2 separate regions of the Mus musculus genome follow, and region 1 is linked to region 2. Evidence: chromatin loops called from intact Hi-C (ENCODE). Cell type or tissue: left cerebral cortex. All regions are shown on one strand. Links, peaks and the distances in the headings refer to the core of each region. The heading gives the core; the rest is flanking DNA.

What was found. A loop is a pair of places that touch in the nucleus more often than their neighbours do. Peaks named below come from ENCODE experiments on the same cell type or tissue, not always from the same donor. Only the 100,000 strongest peaks of a DNase experiment are listed, where the experiment ranks them.
Region 1: a loop joins it to region 2, with 5 times the contacts of the local background. A loop is called at or near these places in 2 of 42 quality-filtered maps.

The regions. Positions count from the first base shown.
Region 1 is chr10:82,171,658-82,182,556 of GRCm38, reverse strand. It overlaps Gm40720 (a long non-coding RNA gene), which reads right to left and starts at 4,421. Exons shown (of 7, transcript XR_003948925.1): 1 at 4,103-4,421. In left cerebral cortex, for the core only: no CTCF peak of the experiment used is centred there; DNase peaks (open chromatin) are centred at 3,923 and 4,198; H3K4me3 peaks cover 1,401 bases; H3K27ac peaks cover 1,034 bases.
Region 2 is chr10:82,235,605-82,246,503 of GRCm38, reverse strand. Zfp938 (zinc finger protein 938) reads left to right here and starts at 5,229. Exons shown (of 4, transcript NM_001105557.2): 1 at 5,229-5,333. The coding sequence starts at 5,331. In left cerebral cortex, for the core only: no CTCF peak of the experiment used is centred there; DNase peaks (open chromatin) are centred at 1,314, 5,169 and 5,500; H3K4me3 peaks cover 1,633 bases; H3K27ac peaks cover 994 bases.

The DNA.
Region 1 (10,899 bases), core at 1,127-9,126, 64 kb after region 2:
ACATCATCCTACACTGGAGATTTGTCATTCAACCTACCACAATTTCCACATAGGTCATAATAGGATCACAGTCAATCCATGATGCAAAATACAGTTAGTCTAACTTCAAAATCCTTAGATTATATAACAGTTCCAACACTGTTTGGATGTTCAAAGTTTCTTCTGACACTCAAAGCACTTTCTTGATTGTGACATCTTATAAATTCAAAACACTAATTTATATCTACCCAACACATAATGGAACAGAATACACATTTTTATTCTAAAGAAATAAAGACAGATTAGACCAAGGCAAGCCTGAAACCCTGCTAGGAAAATACCAATCCTGAAGTTCTGTGTTAGATACCTGGGGCTTCAGTTTCAAAGGTTTTAGATGACTCTTTCTCACTGCGACTCTCTGGCTACTTTTCTCTTTCTGCACGAAGCTGTCAAATGACAAGTGTCTCAAAGCTTGGGTATCTCAACACCTTGTGGTCTCAAGATGCAAAAAAGGCTTCATCTAATGAACTCATTCATCTAATGAATCAAGGTTTCATCTAATGAACTCTCACAGCCTCCTCACTGGGGATCGAACTCTGCCAAACGGATGGCTGCAACAGTGCTGAACTAAAAGTACAGAGGAAAAAGCCATAACCTTTAAACCTTCCATCTTTCTTCCCTCAAGAAATGGTGACTTATAGATGCCACCACCACTTAGGATTCTAGCCGTGGATGGACCTGGCTCTACGGGAACAGAGCGGCCACATATTCTGTATGAAGCTGCTCTCTGGGACTATGAATCACCTGTCCTTCTCCTTCCATAGTTAAATGTTTAGCTGGGTATTACAGTGACCTTACAATACCTACTCTGTATTTTCAAAGAAGACCAGGTGCCTTCTCTCTCTCTCTCTCTCTCTCTCTCTCTCTCTCTCTCTCTCTCTCTTTGGTTTGGTTTTTTTAGGTTTTTTTGTTTGTTTGGTTGGTTTTTTGGTTTTGGTTTTGGTTTTGGTTTTGGTTTTGGTTTTGGTTTTGGTTTTGGTTTTTTAAGACAGGGTTTCTCTGTATAGCCCTGGCTGTCCTGGAACTCACTTTATAGACCAGGCTGGCCTCGAACTCAGAAATCCACCTGCCTCTCTGCCTCCCAAGTGCTGGGATTAAAGGCATGCGCCACCACACCTGGCTGAGCCTTCTCTTTAATGGCCCTAATCTCCCTTTCAGCACATGACTACCATCTGAAACTACCTAGTGTTCTGCCCCTATTGTTACTCGTTTTGTCTATGGACCTGCATGAGTCATCAATAATAACCATGCTACAGATTGAATGTTTAGTCAGGAAAACAACCCATTACTCTTTCATTCAGCCTTACTCAATTTCATGTGACATGGGCAGAATACAGACAGATAATATGCCAAAATGTTACACAAACAACTCAACTCAGTGACTATTCTATTGCTGTAAAGAAACATTATAACCAAGGCAACTCTATAGTGGAAGGCTTTTAATTTGGGGATTGATTACAGTGACAGGTTAGTTCATTATCACCATGAAAGGAAGCATCACTGTGGACAGATATGGGGCTGAGTATTACATCCTAACATAGGCAAAGCAAGCAGAAACATTTACCTTGGAGAGGTCTTTTGAAACCTCAAAGCCCACCTACAATGACAAACCTTAACAAACAAGACACATCTACTGCCACATGGGCATACCTCATAATTTTACACCTTTAGTTCTAATAATTGAGGACCAGACATTAAAATATAGGAACCTAAGGCTATTGAATAAATATAAACAATGACAAAAAAATATAACCTAAGTAGAAAGAACTCCAAAGAAAAAGAAAGGTGAAAAATTGAGAGAAGCAGGAAAAGAGATGAGGGGGAAAGAAACAGAACCAAAGAGACAGAGAGAAAGACCAAAAGAAGAAAACATTACACAAAATAGAAAGGAGCCTCCTTTCTTTGGCAGGTTATAGGTTTCCTCAATATAAACTTCCCTACTATGTCCAGTGAAGGATTAAATAAGTGAGGCCTCCAAACTTAGGTTTAAGTACCTATTTTTTTTTTCTATCTGCATGGCATAATCCTTTGTTTTCATCATGATAATGGACTAAACGTCTAAAACTGTAAGCAAGCTCCAATTAAATGTTTTCCTTTATAACAGTAGGTTTTCTTTACAGCAACAGAACACTACCACAGACACCAATACATGGCATTTCAAGAGATAAAAATAACTAAAAGGACACTTAGCTATATTGATGTTGGAGTAAAGTAGGCTATTTCATGGTAGAGGAATGCCATTAATAACTGACTCTATCAACCTGTCTTGTGTATGTTACCCACTGGGTGCTGGAGGCTGACAAAGTTGTTACAGCCAAATTGCCTGCTTCTCAATCTTCTCATCAGGTCTGCGATTACCCAAATATGATAGAATTACCCAATTGGAAATTTCACTGGCTCAAGCTAACCTCCAGAAATTATATATATAACAAATTAGTTTGCCTTCATTCATATGGTATTAATTAACTCATGCTGAGAAGGCACTCATCCTGCCCCATTAAATCTGTCTTTATATCAGAGACCTCTGCAGCTCACTGCCTAACCTGTTTCCCCCTGTAGTGTATACAGTAAATTATTCTCTGTATTCTGGTCTCAAGGGAAAGTCATGCTCCAAAGACAAACCCCTTTCCTGTTACTGAATGATCAGCCCACTCCATGACTCAAATGGGTAGTTTTAGAACTGTGTGGTACTTAAAACCTGTAATCCAAATAATGCGGAGTGGATTCAGGAGGACAGCAATAGCAATGCCCTGTGGGGCTACACATGAGGTCAAGTCAACCTTAGAAAACAATGTTAGACTTTAATAAAGAAAAATCTCTTCAGTAAAAACGAGCCTCCAGCTCTGGCTAACACTAAGGGGAGCCGGAAAAAAAAAAACAGATATGCTAACGTACATACACAATAAGTGTATGCATTCTGCATATGCTGTCAAACTGAAGAAATGCTGTTTACTGCCCTCCGGCTATCATGGCTCCCTATCGAATACAACTCAGGACAACCTGCACAGAAGACCTGGGTTTAGTTCCCAGCACTAACACGATGACACAAAGTTATTGAGATCCTGTGGCAGAGCATCTAATGGCTTCTTCTATCTTCTGTGGAAACCAAATAATCAAATGATGAACACACATACATGGGAGCAAATCACCCATGCACATGAAACAAATTTAGTAAATTAGAAATAGACCCCTTATCTCTTATTATGTCAGCATGGATACAGAAATGACCAGAAATACATAGAAATATGACAAACATCTGTAGCCAGAATTGTAACTTTGTAATTAAAAGAATCAAGGAATTCAAAGGGAGAGAAATTGCAAGATTGTAGACAAGAAGTCTCAGTATTATTGCAGGACACAATCTGAGCTATAGATTCAACAAACGTCCACTAAAGAGTCTAACAATTTCTGCAATGAACTACAGAAAGCAGATGATAAAAGGTCATCATGAATGAAAACGTGAGCACACAAGACTGAATAAGCAGCACGGTGACACCGTCTGACTTCTAAATTACCCTACAGCCGCGATAAAGACTGTGCTGTTTGAGAAAGAAAGAGACCAACAAAACACGAGAGAGCACTCAGAAACAGCAACATAGCTAATGTAGGTAACCCAGTAAGTCTGGTCTTACACATGGGATTGGACCACGGTGGCATCTGCATGCAAATGTGTTAATAGCACAGACTTTACACCTGCGCGGAGTTAACTGTAGAAGGATCCTGCGCATGAATGTCATATGCCAGGTACAGAACTTCTAGAAGACACTAGGGAAACTAGGGCTTCAGCGAGTCAGCAAACCTGCCTTCCCCGACAATGAAAGCAGCGCATGCGCGCGCACTGCTAGATGACGTCAGCATTAAGGACAGACCCACACACAGCCCTCCAATCCCCTGTTCTGCACAGGCGCAGCACAGGGATGGAAATTATTCAGCAGCTGCCAGGAGCGTGAGTTCCAGGGACTGCAGAGACCTCCTGGCGTGCCACGTTTCTTCGCCGTCCCCGCAGCCCAGGGCGAACAGGCTCCCGCGGCTCCGCCCGCGTGGGGACGGCGGTCCCGCTCACCATGGTGCGGATTCCGAGCTCGCCCAGCTCTGCTCACAGGTCCGGTCGGCAAGTCACAGCACGGAACAGAGACCGCGGGGAGCCTCCCTCAGACACTCAGTCGAGCCTGCACTATAGCGGACCGGAAGTGTCCGCTCCTATTCTGACTACCAGTCCGCTTCGAGGCCCTGATTGGCTAGTGACAGGAGCAGCTCCCTTAGCGAAAGAGTGAATTGCAGAGATTTAGCACAGTGGTTCCTAGTCCTAGCTTCCACTCCAGGCACAGAACTGTCCCAGACTTGCAGAGATTGGCATTGCAATAGAGCTTCCACCTAACTGCAAAGTCGTCCTGAACACAGTAGACACTTCTTCCCCCTGGAGTGTTAGATCATCAAAGCTGGTCTGTCTGCCAGCTTCTCCCTGCATCCCTCAGTCCTTACCTATTACAATGTTGGCTGGCATGCTCGCTCCTACCCTGAACTTGTCCAGCCCAGGATCTGGGCTGCCCTTCATGAATTTCAAGCTGAGAGTGATGGGGCAGTTCTGGAATCCCATCACTTAAAAGGTTGAGGCAGGAGCATCACATGTTTACGGTCTTGTATAGCTACGGATTAAGTTGACATAAAAACTTCAGGAACTTAAGCAGAATCTGCCATAAAATAACTTTTTATTTAAGGTTCAGTGGACAGATGCTGCCCAAGCAAGGAAGGGGGTCTAAAATGAGCACCCAGTATTCTCTACCACCAAAATGAAAAGAGATCAACTAAAACCAATATACTGAAATAGATGGATCAGAAGGGCGTGGTGTGAGAGGAACCAACTAGAGGGCTGAAAGAGTAAAGGCACTTGCAACCAAGCCTGAGGCCCTGAGGTCTATACTCGGGACAGAAGACTTGTCCTCGAACCTTCATGGCATGTGTCTTTACACATCTCAATAGCCTAAATTCTGAACTTTTATAAAGAAAAATGAAAACAAAAAACAGAAAGGCACCAAAACTAAAAAGGAAAATACAATACCTAGCTATGTCCAACCATTGTCCAAAATAAAACTCCTTCACCACACTGCCAGAATGACAATAGGATGCAAAGTATTTACAGTTAACTTCCTACAAGTTATGAAGTTATCTCTGTACAACTTCCTAAAACATGAACAAACGAAGAGTTTTACGTGAAAATTATCTCCTGGGCATTTCTGTTGCATTAAACAACCAACTCTACTATGAGTTGATAAAGAAAAGAAAATCAAAGGACAGAAAATGAAAATAATTATAAATGAAATTCATAATAAAAGGCATAAGAATCATGAGTATAGGGTCTATCAGTCAAATTAAACACATGGGATGTACTAAGGTCTGTCTCTGTACTACGGACTTTGCCTCGGACTTATGTACGCTACTGTGATCTCCACACAGGTGCCAGGTAGATGACAACCGCACATGACCAACATCCTACTGTGATGTATAGATGTGACTGGTGCGAGAGAGCTTAGCTGCATCCCTTCCATCTGTCAGATCCCACTCACCAGTCCTGAGACTCACCACCAAACATTATCGTCATGCAGTGCTGACTTACAGCCTCCATATTCCAGACTTGTAAAACCCAGGCCAGGCCACCACCGTCTGTAGACCATGCAAGTGAGCTACACAGGGAGATTCTTGCCTGTCAGTCAAAGGGACACCTCTCGCCTTTCTTGCTCTAATGTTGTACTCCTAGATCTGTGTTCCCAGTACCTGAATCACTGACTACAGAAAGCTGGAGATGACTCCAAGATGGAGGCCTTCTTAGCTCTGCAATCTTAGGAGAATGTATCTGATCTCAGGAATTTACTCTGTAGGGCCAGATTAAGTGTCTAGTCTGGCAAAGCCAATCCTGCCCCTTGCCCAAGCCCTTTGTAGTACATGACAGGCTACAGAGTAAGGTTAAGGGGTCCCACTATCCTAGCCAAAATGCAAAGTATGGTGGCTTGAAGCTCTGCTGGCAGCAGCCATCTGCTGAGCCAGACCTCTGGGAGCTCAGGTCTCATTTCTGGGGCAATGGTCTGGTTTTCCTGTGAACCTGAAAAGGGAAAAAGTAAATCTACCAGTTTCTGGGCTAGCCATGCCTCAGGCCAGCCGTGGGAAACGTGCCATGATTTCCATTTTTGTAGAAGAAAGTTTGATTTAAAAAATATGCGTCAATGGGCTGGTGAGATGGCTCAGTGGGTAAGAGCACCCGACTGCTCTTCCGAAGGTCCAGAGTTCAAATCCCAGCAACCACATGGTGGCTCACAACCATCCGTAAGAAAATCTGACTCCCTCTTCTGGTGTGTCTGAAGACAGCTACAGTGTACTTACATATAATAATAAATAAATCTTAAAAAAAAAAAATATGCGTCAAAACCCTGTGGTCTCTTAAACTATTATTCTGTTTACCATAGAGCCTCTTAATATTCTGAAGACTCAATTATACACATTTTACTGCCTACTTGACACATGAGTTTACAGATTCGTTTTGCTTTTAATTTTGAATCATTGGTGAAAATTAAAAATAAGTACTTTTTAAATCATGCGCCTACTATTTTTCTTACTCGGGGCCTTGCTCTGTAGCCCAGGCTGGATGTAAACACACTATGCTGACTAGGCTAGCCTTGGAAATCATAAAGATCAGTTTGCCTCTGGTGCAGAGTGCTAAGATTGAAGGCATGTAACACCATGCCTGACTTGTACTAATTCTGCTTATTTAGCCACCAAATAAAAAGCAGCCAGGCGTGGCACACAATTGTACTCTGTATTAAGGATCACTGTGAGGTTTAGGCAGGCCTGGGTTTTAAGCCAGACCCTATCTCAAAAAAAAAAAAAAAAAAAAGCAAACGGTGACACCATGAACAGTCTCTGCCAATGCAGTGCATTGGTCCACTGGTGCCAGTCTTTGTCCTAGAGTCCCCATAGGAATATGGCATTGCAGTTTTGCCATCAAGTCAACTTACCATATTTTGACATCCCTGCCTAGAGTCTGTGATGGTGCTGAAGCAGCAGACAGGAGCAGTATCGGTGGCATGAAGAATCCCTGCGCTATTTCACTGCTCTACTCCACTGCTTCAGTGAGGAATCCTGTGTCCTGCTTGCAGGCCTTCCGTGAAGGGTTCGTGAAACCCACACTAATACTAGACTGGCATGTTCTGGCTGGCATGTTCAATCTGGCATACTATATAATTTCTGGGACTCAGGTGATCTAGATGTCCAGATGTCTTAGTTAGGGTTTTACTGCTGTGAACAGACACCATGACCAATCCAAGTCTTATAAAGGACAACATTTAATTGGGGCTGGCTTACAGGTTCAGAGGTTCAGTCTATTATCATCAAGGCACGAGCATGGCAGTGTCCAGCCAGGCATGGTGCAGGCAGAGCTGACAGTTCTACATCTTCATCTGAAGGCTGCTAGCAAAATACTGACTTCCAGGCAACTAGAGTGGGGGTCTTATAGCCCACAACCACAGTGACACACTTATTCCAACAAGACCACAACTTCTAATAGTGCCACTCCCTGGGCTGAGCATATACAAACCATCACATCAGCGCTACTCATTTCTACCTGAACTTGAAAAATAGCATGTGGAGCCACATACTAATGGTGATTATAGAAATGGCTGGACAGTTGTTGATAGCCCCTGCAGAGGCTGAGATACAGTGGGACTTTTGTTACAACTTTTAAGCAATCAATAAAAAGACTGGAAAGCAAAAGGTGATGGGTGGCTGAAGATACCTTTTCATTCCAAGATGACCCTGCAGGGGTCAAGTACGTTCATTCATATTCCAACACATCGAGCATGTCAGTCTCACAGCATAAGGTTATGTTTATTTATACTATCTTACTTGTGAACATGAAGATAGCCAGTAAGATCATGGCCAAGAATTCTATAGAGACCCATGCTCCTTGAGAGTGCATTGAGTGGGATGCTATTGGATGGCATGTTTAAGCTGCCCAAAAAGAAAAGTTGGGTAAAACGATCTTGCATTAGTTTTGGCTTTCTGACATTGTGGCAGAATTTTAGAAACCCCATTGCACCTGGCATTTACCCTGGAGTGATGATGGCCTCTAAGCCTTGAAATAATCTCTTATAAGTAATCAGTGATTTTCATCTCAAATTTATGGGGATGTCAGACCCTTAGTGTAGCTGGCCTCTTTGTTCCCAGAATAATGATTCTGAGAATTAATTACTTATAGAGAAATGCCTCGGCCATAAGCTTTAGCTCATCCCCCAACTAGCTCATAACTTATATGACCTACTCTATCTCTTCCACATGGCTGGCTAATTACCTCTCCTAACTATCTTCCAACATCCCCACATCTCTCTCTCTCCTCTCTCTCTCTCTCTCTTTCTCTCTCTCTCCATATCTAACCTTCTAATCCTGCCTCAGCTTACTGGACATCAGCATTTTATTGACAGGTGGTATTTCCACATATTTCACAAGAGATTTTCTCTACATCTTCCCTTTTTAGTCCAATAAAAGGCTCTTTGTCTAACATCAATAAACTAAATATAATAAGAACAATTATGAAAACTATCAGGTAAAAATTATGTTTATATCCTAGTCCACATGCATTTGGCAACCTTGGAAAAAGTTCTCTACTATCTATCCTATCTTGGTGAGTTACAGTTCTGTACCTAAATCATGTGCTATCATAACTTTTTCTTACCAACTTAAAATATCTTATTACACCTTAAAACATTTTCTTAAATCCTAAACGTCTTAAGCTTAATTGTGAGATTATAACTATGTAGTCTTCTACCCCATCAGAGACCTGGGAAGGATAAACACTAACTGAGTAAACAGGAAGTGCTGAGCAAGCAGCTTCCAAAACTACAGAGATGACAGAGGCTCCTGGCTACATGGACAGTCACCCAAGATACTTCTGGAATGTTGGAACATCATCTTCATTCTTCTGGCCTAAAATATCTGATAGACTTTTCTATGAAGCAGGAATTATTATGGACTGCTTACCTTGTTCTGGCAAAGCTGGCAGTCAACTTCCCTCATTCTCATCTGTCCAGCCTGGACAGCATGCTGTCATTAGTTGAAGCAAGGGCAATTTCTTGCTCAATAGCTAGCTTGCCCCCTTTTAAAGAAAACTCTATTTGGTGGATCTTTGATGCTTATCATCTTTGAAGTAGAATGGGGTGCTGCCAGGAGCTGACCTGTCTCATTGTCAGAAATGCCTTTTATTAATAGAACATCTTTAAATGCTGTATTCTGTGGATCTCTGAAGTTTTTGAAGACTGTCTATCTCTAGTATATTTGAATGGCAAACATTGCTTGTTTCTAGCTATGTACTATCTGTTCAACCTAGAAAACATTTCTGTAATTAATTAAGCTAGCCTCAAACATGATCAGTAAGTTTGATTGACTGACTTTTTTTTTTTGGTTTTTCAAGACAAGGTCTCTCTGTATAGCCTTGACTGTCCTGGAACTCACTTTGTAGACCAGGCTAGCCTCAAATTCAGAAATCCACCTGCCTCCCAAGTGCTGGGATTAAAGACATGTGCCACCATGCCTGGCTCTAACTTACATTTCTTAACTATGCTAAACAATTTGTAAAGCAATTTTCAAAAGGACTAGAACTTAACGTTGCATTTTTAATAATTACTAAGGTACAATATCTTAAACAAGAGTTGAAACATGTATGTTGTAATAAAATATAACCTTACCCTATCAATATACAAAGAATATTGTAAATTACTTGGCTTATTAATGTTCTTTGGTCTAAAAGTAGATACAATAATCTACCCTTTAACTTAATTATTCCTATAGCCCCCCTTTTTCCTTATCCCTTTTTCCACTTTTGCCTAACTCTAAATAGGAGAGAAAGAATGATAAAGGAAAGAAAAAGAAATAGAAAAAGAAATCCTTGAAACCAACCTCCCGTACTTTGTTTCTTCTCTTACCAAGACCATTAACAATTTGTAACCAACCCCATTCAAATGATGACAAATATCCATCACCCTACAAACAAAAACCATCTACCCGGCCATCTTTCCCATCACACAGACCCAGTGTGTCTATGTGATGGGAAACTGCAGTGCTTACATGAAGTCCTAATTGAAACAGTCTATAAACCTGTACCAACTGGACTCAGCAGTTTTGAGCTGTGCTGGAAGCAAGTTTTGCTGAAACAGCTATTGAGGTAGTCTGAGGTTATATAAAGCTGGATGCTGGGATAAATATGTCTCAAGATCTAAGCACCTTTCTCAGCATCCTCACATGTGAATGTTGTCACAGCCACTAGAACTTCACTGGTGTCTGTAAGCATGTAATGTTTCATAAGCAATAATCCATTCTGCATTAACATAGGTATGGAATGTGGGGTGTGAACAATCAGCTAAAGAGGATTCTCTGCTCTCTGTTTGAGCAGGTAAGTTATCTTTAAATATCTTTTGTAACTTAGTTTGGATTGTATAACCAAACTGCAGTAAATTCTTATCCATGCCATTTGGATAAGTCTCGCGGATTCTGTAGTCAATGAGACTTATTGGCTACGATGAGTTGAGGTTCTAACTGGAGACATTTCCATGTCTCAGCCAATCTCAGAGCTGTTCCCATACAGAGAGACCAGCATATACTTTGCCCATTCTGTGCTTCTTTCTTCCTTCCTTCCTTCCTTCTTTCTTTCCTTCCTTCCTTCCTTCCTTCCTTCCTTCCTTCCTTCTTTCTTTCCTTCCTTCCTTCCTTCTTTCTTTCCTTCCTTCCTTTCTTCCTGTCGGCAGCCAAAAATCTTCAGGGGGTCTCCCATAGACAGATATGATATTTATTAATTTGGATGAAATCCACAGCTTTTCTTCC
Region 2 (10,899 bases), core at 908-8,907:
ATTAAATTCTTCAGAAATCCTGAAATGTTCAAGGATCTATAGATTTGAGAAATATACATTGTGTGCCAGAGATTTTCCTGTGTTGATTGACTGTTTTCAAGATTCTGGAGTACAATAATTTTAAGTCAAATGTTTCTCAATGCTTACATCTAGCACCAGTAGTTGGGGAAACTGAGGCAGGGAGGTTTCTCTAACTCCCCTGCTATTACACACACAACTCCAGCACTATCACAGGCACCAGGGTACATGAGTGTGTCAGGGACAGATTTGCAAAAGTTTATTTCTCCTTCACTTTTATGGGCACACCAGAAATCAAACTCAGGTCCTCTGGCTTATACATGTATGGAAAGCATTTTTACCTGCTAATTCTAAGCACTGACTATTATCTTTTTTAAACATACCTTACCTTTCACAGATATAGTTTGAAATACCTTTGTAACCCATACTGACAGGAACTGCTTGAACCACTTAGTCCAGACTGACCTTGAATTTAGTCTTCGTGTCTCAGCCTCCAAGCACTGGGATTACAGACAAATTCTGAGACAGAATTCTACAAATCCATACATTTCTCTCTTGCATTCACCACTTTGTCTTTTTTTTTAATTTTATGTTGTTGGGTTTTGTTTTGTTTTGTTTTGTTTTGTTTTGTTTTGTTTTGTTTTGTTTTGTTTTTAACAGAGTTACTTTACATAGCTTTGAATGTCCTGGAAATTACTCTGTAGACCAGACTGGCCTCAAACTCACAGTGATCCTCCTCCATTCACCTCGCAAGTTCTCCACCAAGCTTCTCTTTCTTTTAAACACTTTTCAGCTATGTATCCTAAACTTAGCCTAGTTTTCAAAATATTTTCTCCTCAGCCTGTAGAGTGCTAGGATTATACGAATGACTCTCCATGGCTGGCCTGACATTGGATTTAGCAGTAGAAAGGTTTTGGTTGCCAGAGTTCAACAATTGTAGCTGAATATATGTGTTGTGATGCTATGATGGGTGACCAGAATGATTATGGGAAAAAAATTAGTCTTCTCCCTCTCTTTCCTCTGCCTCTATCTCTTTCTGGAATGTATGTTGATACTTGTGTCTAATGTCTTCCAGGTTGACCTATAAATTGTTATATATTCCAGGATGAGATTATTTTACAACCCCCCCCATCTTCCATCTGTCAATTACTGATATTATAGCCATGCATCATCACACCTGTTATATGTAGTTCTAGGAACTGATCCCAGTGTTTCCAGCATGCTAGACAAGCACTCTACCAAATGAGCTACATTCTCAACCCCTGAAACACAGTTTGTCTGCATATGCTTAAAACAGTAAATATGATTTCTCTCATACCATCTGTTCTCTTGGCACAAGCTGGTTGTCTATAATTTAATGAATCTCTGGAAATACTAACTGGAACAAGTTATATTCCACAAAGGTAAGAGTTCAGACCCAGAAGAGCCCTCATCTGGGATGTCCATTGTATATCCAGACCTCCTTAGCTGACCAACTACCTATAAGTCAACTGTGGCTTTTGGTGACCCTTTAGGGCAGGTCACAGAATTTATGTTAGCAGCAATGCAGACTTCATTAGCTAGGAAATAATTTTCCTTACACTTTCAGGACTTGGTGGCTTCATTTTTTTCATACACAGATCTTTTGTTCTCTTAACATAAAAGTCTACATTTTGTGAAAAAGGGATTAAAGCTGAGTTTGAAGCTCATTAGGTCCAGAGCTTCCTTAGAATTGTATCAAGCTCTTAAAGTAGCATACACTGAGTAAACAGCTGTAATCCTAGCACTAGAGAAGCTAAGCCAAGGGGACAGCAAATTATCTGCTAGCATGCAGTACAGCAAGAGAACTTGTCCTCATGAGAAACAAAATGCAACACAACACAACACACTACCAACCACCTAACCAAAACCATTTATTTGTTTGTGGACATCTTTGACTACATAGAGAGTTTGAAGTCAGCTTGAAATTCATGCATGACACCTTATTTCATAATAAATAAATAAATCAGTATGTTGAAATACTAGCTTGTACCAATGACACTGAAATGCTAGGCTCAATGTCCTTCTGAGTTCTCAAATATTATTATTCAGCTTCAAAACTAATATTGAAATGCTTTGTCATATAATATTTTGTAATATTTCATTGATTTGAATTACCAAAATTCCAAGTATATCTAAACAGTATTTCACTAGATAAAGAGATGCAGTTATACTACCTATAGCAATGTAAACAGATACAAGTAGATAGTAGTTTTTAGTAGGAGTGTTCTAATCTTCAATATCACATAAGGAACAGATCAACTGAGTTTATTTGGATGGTATCCATATTTCAGAATTGGGTGCCTTGAACTGAGATAAATGGTCACCAAACTGAATTGTAAGACAAGGATTGAGGAGAATTAGAACACATCTTTGATTTCAGCACTGAGGAAGAAAACTGAGGCGGGATCCTTGCCAACTTTGAAGGGATGGGTAGCTTTCCTTACATGAATGTAGATATATTTTAATGTTTAAATTATATTTATTTGTTTGCTAGCTTGTATGGGGAGGGTCATGTCCATGTCATGCTCCCCACGTGGGACCAGATAACAACTTGTAGGAGTTGGCTATCTCTTTCCATGATGTGTATATTAGGGTTCAAACAAAGTCAGAATCCCCAGCCATCAGGAATGTGAGGATTAAGATTCAGTCTGAGGACACCAAGCTCATCATCCTTTAACTACACATTTTCAGTTTTCTGATTCTATTGGGTTCCGCAGGCCCTTAGCGCCCTAATTATCCTAGTCATTCACCCCTATACATCCATGCTAAGTTCACTTCTGGTAGATTTTTCCCATGTCAATAACTAAGATCTGTCTTAATCATTTTACCTAGAATCTGACCTCACTTTTGATACTCTCCAATCAATTCTATAGGGCTATAGTTTTCCAAACACAAATCTAACCCTAGCATCATACAGACTTTAAGTTTAAATAGCTTCTCATGATAGGGTGCTTGCCTGCATGCCTTCCATCTGTCAAGATAGTGAGTACAGACATCTTGACACCACCATCACAGTTCAGGTTTCACTTATGGCCACTTTTGGTTAAGGACACCAGAGTGTCCAGTTCATGATGTAAATTATCTACTTTTCTTAGAATCTCAATTTTTATTTATATTTATAGGTATTTTTACTACATGTATGTGGTGGACCACATGCATGCAACGCCCTGAAGAAGCTACAAGAGAGTCTCTGGTCCTCTGAGATGGCAATTACAGATTGCATTGAGCTACAATGTGGTTTCAAGCCATTGATATTTGATCCCCTGAAAGAACAGCCAGTGTTCTAAACCCAATGATCTTATCTCTCCTGCCCTTTATTTAGTTATCTAATATTGTATTTTTATTCCCAGGAGCCACTTTGTAGTCAAAGTTAGGAGAAAAGGTTTCATTGTAGGCTGGTTTGAAGTCTTACTTCTACCTGGACTGGACAGCAGTCAAAAGCACTAGTTGTTTTTTTCCCAAAGGATTAAGATTCAATTCCCAGAACATACATGGTGGCTATCAAATGCTTATACTTCCAGGGAATCCAACAAGCCTCTTCTAATCTCGAAGGACACTTCACAGATGTTGAGGACAGGTATAAACGTAGGAAAGCAGCCATATATGTACAATGATGTCTTAAAAAACACTTCCTTCTACCGCTTTCTGTTCCGAGATGTCAAAGGAACAGATCTAGATGCACAGCAGTGATGGAGAGAGGAGCAATGTAAACTTCACCTGCTAGGCAAGATATGTCCCTGAGTGGCTTACCTGAATAACCCTCAGGAAGTGGTGGCCTGCACTGAATTTTAAAAGTCCAGAATACGGAGGTTGTAAGACAGCATGATAATGATGCTTGGTGGTGAAATCCACCACCAAGAGTAAGGTCTGTCAGATGGAAGGCATGCAGGCAAGGGCCTTGTGGCCTGTACCATGCACACACACACACACACACACACACACACACACACACACCAGAGTAGGGGGTTTTTCATGTGTGGTTGTCATTTACCCAGAACCTGTGTGGTCATCCCAGTAGCATAAGCAAGTGTCATAGGTACAGAACAGCAATGTTGTGGACACATACATGACATCTAGCACCTTAGTCCCAATGGGAGTCACTGCCCAGATGTGTGATGACCAGCCTTCTAGGTCCCAGATCCTTATAGGTAAGAAGAGCACACAGTAAATAATTCCAGTCTCCAGTCTGGATTCTGTGTAAGCACAGCCTGAGCAGGCCTGAGGCAAAGTCTGTACAGAAAGACAGACCTTGACACATCCTGCAAAGGGTGTTACTGGACAGGTCCTCTTTTCATGATTCTTACTCCTTTCATCACAAATGTCTTTGCTTTCTGTCTTCCTTGATTTTCTTTTCTTTGCCAACTCAGAGTAGAGTTAGTTGCTTAATGTAAAAGAAATGCCTTGGAGATAATGTACAAATAATCTGCCTGAGCAGTACATCTTAACAAACTCGGTTAACATGAGCCATTGTGTTATGCAAGACATGCTAATCTCAAACTGTCTATATCTATCATCTGACCCTGGTCACCTCCTGTTTGGGAAGCCTAATTGTTTGCATTTGGTGCCATAAATCAAGTTTCTTGCATTTTATTTGTTTGCTTGTTTTGGTTTTTCCTGACTGTTCTGAAACTCACTCTGTAGACCAGACGTAAATGTTTTTATATCCAGCTTTCACCTCCCAAATGCTGACATGATAGGCCAGTGTCACCACAAAAGGCTGGGAAAGTTAATCTTTTGGCTACTAATGTGCAGTGGAGAGAAATGTGAGCAACATTACTGTAATTGCTAATGCCTGAATGGTGCGTATCAATTAGGTAGTTTAAGTTCGACTTGGACGGGCTGGGCGCCCATATAGCTGTGAAGCAGTGGGTTCACCCCCTGTACATTGTTTAATGGTCATTGCAAGCTAGAGACCCTCTCCTGTGCCTACTCGAAGGAAGAGTGTCTACTGAGTGTAGGAAAAATGTGGGGACAACTTTGCAGTTCAGGCTCAAGTTCTACTGCAGTGCCAAACTCCTCAGGTCTGGGGCAGTTCTGTGCCTGAGGTGGAAGCCAGGGCTGGAAACATCAGTGCAATCTGTCACTGTGGGAGCTGTTCCTGTCACTCAAGCCTCACTAGCCAATCAGGGACTCCAGATGGACCGAGCAGTTAGAATGGGGAGAGCACTTCCGGTCCGCCATACTGCAGTCTTGGCTGAGGCTCTGTGGAAGTCGGCTGTGATTCCGTGTGCTTTGATGTGATCTGTTGCCGGGAGCTGGGAGGAGAGTTGTGCGAGTTTGCAGCCTGCGCCATGGTGAGCTGGATCGCTGTCCAAATGCGGGGCGGATCCGCGGGGCCCCTGTGGTGTTTGTCCAGGGGCTGCGGGGAATCAGCGTCAGGTGTTTCTCTGTTTGTTCACTTGAGTTCCCTGCACCTCCCTGAATGACCTCCTTGAGTTCCACCCCCTGCTCCGACTATGGGGAGCTCGGAGCCCTTGTGGGAAAACATCCCTGATGCTGACGTCACCATGCAGTGAGCGCCTCACTTGCTTTTACCGTCTCCAGGAAAGGCAGATTTTCTGACAGGCAGAGCTCTAGTTTCTCTGTGCCCTCTAAAGTTCTGCACCAGGCACGTGACATTCGGGTGTAGCATCCATCGCAGTTAACTGTGCGCAGTGTAAGGTCTGTGTCATTAACACATTCGCATGTGGATGCCACGGTGGTCCAGTCACGTGTGTTAGTAAGGCCAGACTCACTGTGTTCCCCTGCCTAAGTTGTCAAAATTGACACAATTTTAATGGTGTGGGTTTTTTCCTTCTCATATTTTGTCGATCTTTCTATTCTTCCCCAGGAAGTTGTTTTTTATTAGATTGTTTGCTTGGTTTGGTTGGTTGCTTGTGTATGGGGGTTTTGTTTGTGTTTTGTTTTGTTTTGTTTTGAAGCAGGATTTCTCTGTGTAGACTAGGCTGGCCTGGAACTCACAGAAGTACAAATGTGCCTCTCCTTCCCAAGGGCTGGGATTAAAGGTGTGGGCCACCACTGCTTAGCTACAATATAGCCCTTATTGCAGTTGTATTTGACAATTGAAGTCAGAGAATGTCACTGTGTGTACTGTATATATTCAATCTTTTGTTAACCAATTTTCATTCATGAGTACTGAATACTGTTTCTCATCTGCTTTCTGTTGTTGATAGCTTAAATTGTTAGACTTTTCATTGGGTCTATGGATCCATAGCTTAAAATCCATATGATAGTGATATAAGAGCCAAGATGGCAGGAAACCACATAATTACTTTCTAGTCAAGGTTTAGCTCAGCTCCCTGCTAAGGCAAGTCCATCCCAGTATACCCCTGAGCCTTTTTCATGAGGAGCTTTTAAGCACAAAAAACCATGTTGACAACATGAGTAAGGTAGTACATGTAGAGACTATCCCATAACTTTGGACTTTGATGGACTAGGCCTTTGTGTTTTTTTGTTGGCAGATGGTACTGTCTCTGTGTTGAAGTTACAGCTTGAATGGTACTGTCATCATAGAGTCAGGGCCCTTGTTACATTCCCCACTGGTCTTAGTGAATGTGTCAAATCATGATTTCATCCTATTTTAGTTTAAGATGTAGGACCCCACTGTTAATCCAATCAGAATGAAAATTAAAGGCTCAGTCAGTGCCAAAAGCAGAGTAGTTAGCCAGAGGACCAAGAAAATGGAGACAAGTATCAATTTTATCCCTAACCATGGCAGTAATTCTTAAATTAGTTCTGGTTAAATAGCATAGAAACAATAGGGGTTTTTCCCCAAAGCCAGACATAATTTCTTTTCTGTCAGAAGAAGTAAGTTGAAGCCTTTTCAATTTTGTAGGATCATTTCTGTAAGGGACTCTAACTGTTGTTTTAATAGAAACATTTTAATAGCATTAGCTCTTGATCAACCTGTGTACTTAGTTTGTAAAGGATCAAAAGAGATATATTTAGTCAAGCCATTAGTATATGCCCACAAAGTAGTTTAGAAGGCTCAGCAATACTGTTGGATATCCAGATGAATTAACTTACAAAGCAGAACACTAATAATATGGGTTGTTACTGTGAGTTTTGTTAGTCAGTGGGCTGAAAGCCTAGTATGCTCCTATACATATGTAGTACAGAGAGGCCATGTGTCTAAGGAAAAGCAGCAATCTTGGCTGAATTCTGCCTGGGAATGTTTAACTCCATCCCCAGAGTCCCTCCCTGTGGAATAGAGCCTGATTCTCTGGGTTTTTCCTGTTTGCCCAAGGCCAGAATCCTTTTAAGGGAATTTTTCTGGAATCCACAGTCTTAGAAACACTATTTCTGTAATGGAAACTTTCTTCTTTCTGGCAACCAGGGGCCTCAGCTGCAGGGCATGTGTAGAACTGTAAAGTCTGTATTTCTATCTGTATAGGTAAACCCCATCTTTCCTTTCTGTAATACAACCTGACATTTAAACTGGACATCAGTGAGCAAAGGTCAACATGAATATGGGTTCCTGGTTTGTAGTTACATTAGCTAATATCTCCCCTGTATATGTTTTTCTTAGTTTCCAGACCCAGGCCTGAGTCCAGTGGGGGTTGTACCATGACCCTTTATTCATACCATATAAGACTCAGGTGGAGGTAGAGAGGAAAGGAGTGGAAGGACCTGGAAAACCAATGAAACATTAATTTGAATTGGTCCATAGTCCAGATATAGATATTTGGCAGTATTTATGGCATTTACTTTTTGATCTGGCTATAGTGGATCGATCCATGGTGTAATGCCAGCCACCTTCACTTCCACAGAGTGAACACCTTTTAGGGTTCTTCCAGGCTGAACTGTCCCTTCAGATACTCACAAACAGTATTATTAGACTAGAACAAGGGCATACTGGTGGTGGACTTGAAGGTTGGCTGGTTCTCTCAAGACTGCACTTAGTCACTTGAAAAAGGAATGGTTGGAGAATTCTGCCAAATGTAGTCTCTAAGCCTGTCAAAGAGCACAGTGCAGTATACCTTCCCCCATATGGGGTGAAGCTGGCCAAAGAAAAGCAAAGGAGGGAGCCATAGACATTTTTTTGGTTGATTCTAATGAGAATTTATTTAAAAGGTTTTTTGTTTGTTGTTGTTGTTGTTTTTATTTTTTTAATGTCCTGTTTATTCTTTTCACTTGGCCAGAAACTCAGGTCTGTATGCATAATGAAGTTTGCTATATATGTCTAAAGCTTTAGATATTTTTTAAAATTTGAAATATTATTTGTTTACATTTCAAATGTTATCCCCTTTCAGTTTCCCCTCCGCAAACCCCCATCCCACCCTGCCTTACCCTGCTTCTATGAGGGTGCTCACCCACCCACCGACTCCTGCCTCACCACGCTAGCATTCCTCTACACTGGGGCATCAAGCCTTCACAGGACCAAAAGCCTCCCCTCCTATTGATGCCAGATAAATCAGTCTTTCCCCTAACTCCTCCATTGGGGTCCCTGTGCTCAGCCTGGCATCCGCATCTGTATTGGTCAGGACCTGGCAGAGCCTCTCAGGTGACAGCTATATCAGGCTCCTGTCAGCAAACACTTCTTGACATCAGCAATAGTGTCTGGGTTTGACATCTGCATGTGGGATCAATCCCCAGGTGGGGCAGTCTCTGGATGGCCTTTCCTTCAGTCTTTGTTCCACTCTTTGTCCTTGTACTTTCTTTAGACAGGAGCAATTCTGGGCTAAAATTTTGGAGATAGATGGGTGGCCCCATCCCTCAACCGGAAGGGGGGAAGGGAGGAAGGGGTGCATGTCTAACCTCTGGATATGGTCTTGACAGGTTCTCCCTCCCTTTTGTGGGGTGTTTCAGCAAATGTCATCCCTGTGGGGTCCTTGGAGGCTCTTGCTTTCCTGGCATCTGGGACTTTGTGGTTGCTACCCCCCAGTTCCCCATCCCCCATGTCTACACATCTCTGTTCAATTTTCTGACCCTCTGTACATCTCCTCCATTTCCTCCCATACCTGATTCTGCCCCTCTTTTTCCCTTAACCCTCCTCTCTTCCTCCCAAGTCCCTCCCACCTTCTATTTCCCTTGATTATTCACTCTTTGGTCTTCCTTCCTCTTGAGTTTCATGTGCTCCATGTTGTATTGTGGGTATTCCACGCTTTTTGCCTAATATCCACTTATCAGTGAGTATATTCCATGTATGTTCTTTTGTGATTGAGTTACCTCACTCAGGATGATATTTTCTAGATCCATCCATTTGCCTGCAAATTTCCTGGAGTCACTGTTTTTTTTAATTGAATATTTTCTTTATTTACATTTCAAATATTTTCCTCTTTCTAGGTCTCTGCTTTGGAAACTCCCATCCCATCCCATTCCCCTTCCCCCTGCTTCTATAAGGGTACTCTCCTACCCACCCACTCCTGCCTTCCTGCCCCTGCATTCCCCTACACTGGGGCATCGAACACCCTCAGGGCCAAGGGCTACTCTTCCCACCAATGTCCAACAACGCCATCCTCTGCCACATATGCAGCCAGAGCTGTGGGTCCCTCCATGTGTATTCTTTGGTTGGTGGTCCAGTCCCTGGGAGCTCCAGGGGATCTGGCCTGTTGACACTGTTGCTCCCCCGATGGGGCTGCAACCCCCTCAGCTCCTTCAGTCCCTTCTCCAACTCCTCCATCAGGGACCCCATGCTCCGTCCAATGGTTGATGTGAGCATCCACCTCTATTTGTCAGGTTCTGTCAGAGCCTCTAAGGAGACAACAGCTATATCAGGCACCCATCAGCAAGCACTTCCTGCCATCCACAATAGCGTCCCGGTTTGGCGGCTGTATATAGGATGGATCCCCAGGTGGGGCAGGCTCTGGATGACCTTTCCTTCAGTCTCTGCTCCATACTGTCTCCATATTTCCTCCTGTGAGTATTTTGTTCCCCCTTCTAAGAAGCACTGAAGCATCCACACTTTGATCTTCCTTCTTGGGCTTCAATATGGTCTGAATTGTATCTTGGGTATTCTGAACTTTTGGACTAATATCCACTTATCAGTAAGGTCTCCGCTTTGTGTGTTTATACTGTGTGTGTTCTTTTGTTACTGAGTTACCTCACTCAGGATGAAATTTTCAAGTTCCATTCATTTGCCTGTGAATTTCATGAAATCATTGTTTTTAATAGCTGAGTAGTACTCCATTGTGTAAATGTACCACATTTTCTGTATCTATTCCTCTGTTGAGAAACATCTGGATTCTTTCCAGCTTCTGGCTATTATAAATATGGCTGCTATGAACATAGTGGAGCCTGTGTCCTTATTACATGTTGGAGCATCTTCTGGGTATAAACCAGGAGTGGTGTAGATGGGTCCTCAGGTAGTACTATGTCTAATTTTCTGAGGAACTACAAAACTGATTTCCAGAGTGGTTGAACAAGCTTGCAATCCCAACAGCAATGGAGAAGTGTTCCTCTTTCTCAACATCTTCACCAGCATCTGCTGTCACCTGAGTTTTTGATCCTAGTCATTCTGACTGGTATGAGGTGGAATCTCAGGGTCATTTTGATTTGCATTTCCCTGATGACTAAGGATAATGCATATTTATTTAGGTGCTTCTCTGCCATTTGAGTTTCCTCAGTTGAAAATTCTCTGCTTAGCTCTGTTCCCCAGTTTTTGATAGGATTATTTAGTTCTCTAGAGTCTAAGTTCTTGAGTTCTTTGTATATATTGGATATTAGCCCTCTATTGGATATAGGATTGGGAAAAGATTTTTACTGCAGTTTTGTCCTGTTTATAGTATCCTTTGCCTTACAGAAGCTTTGTAATTTTATGAGGTCCCATTTGTTGATTGTTGATCTTAGAGCATAAGCCATTGGTGTTCTGTTCAGGAACTTTTGCCCTGTCCCCATGTGTTCAAGACTCTTCCCCACTTT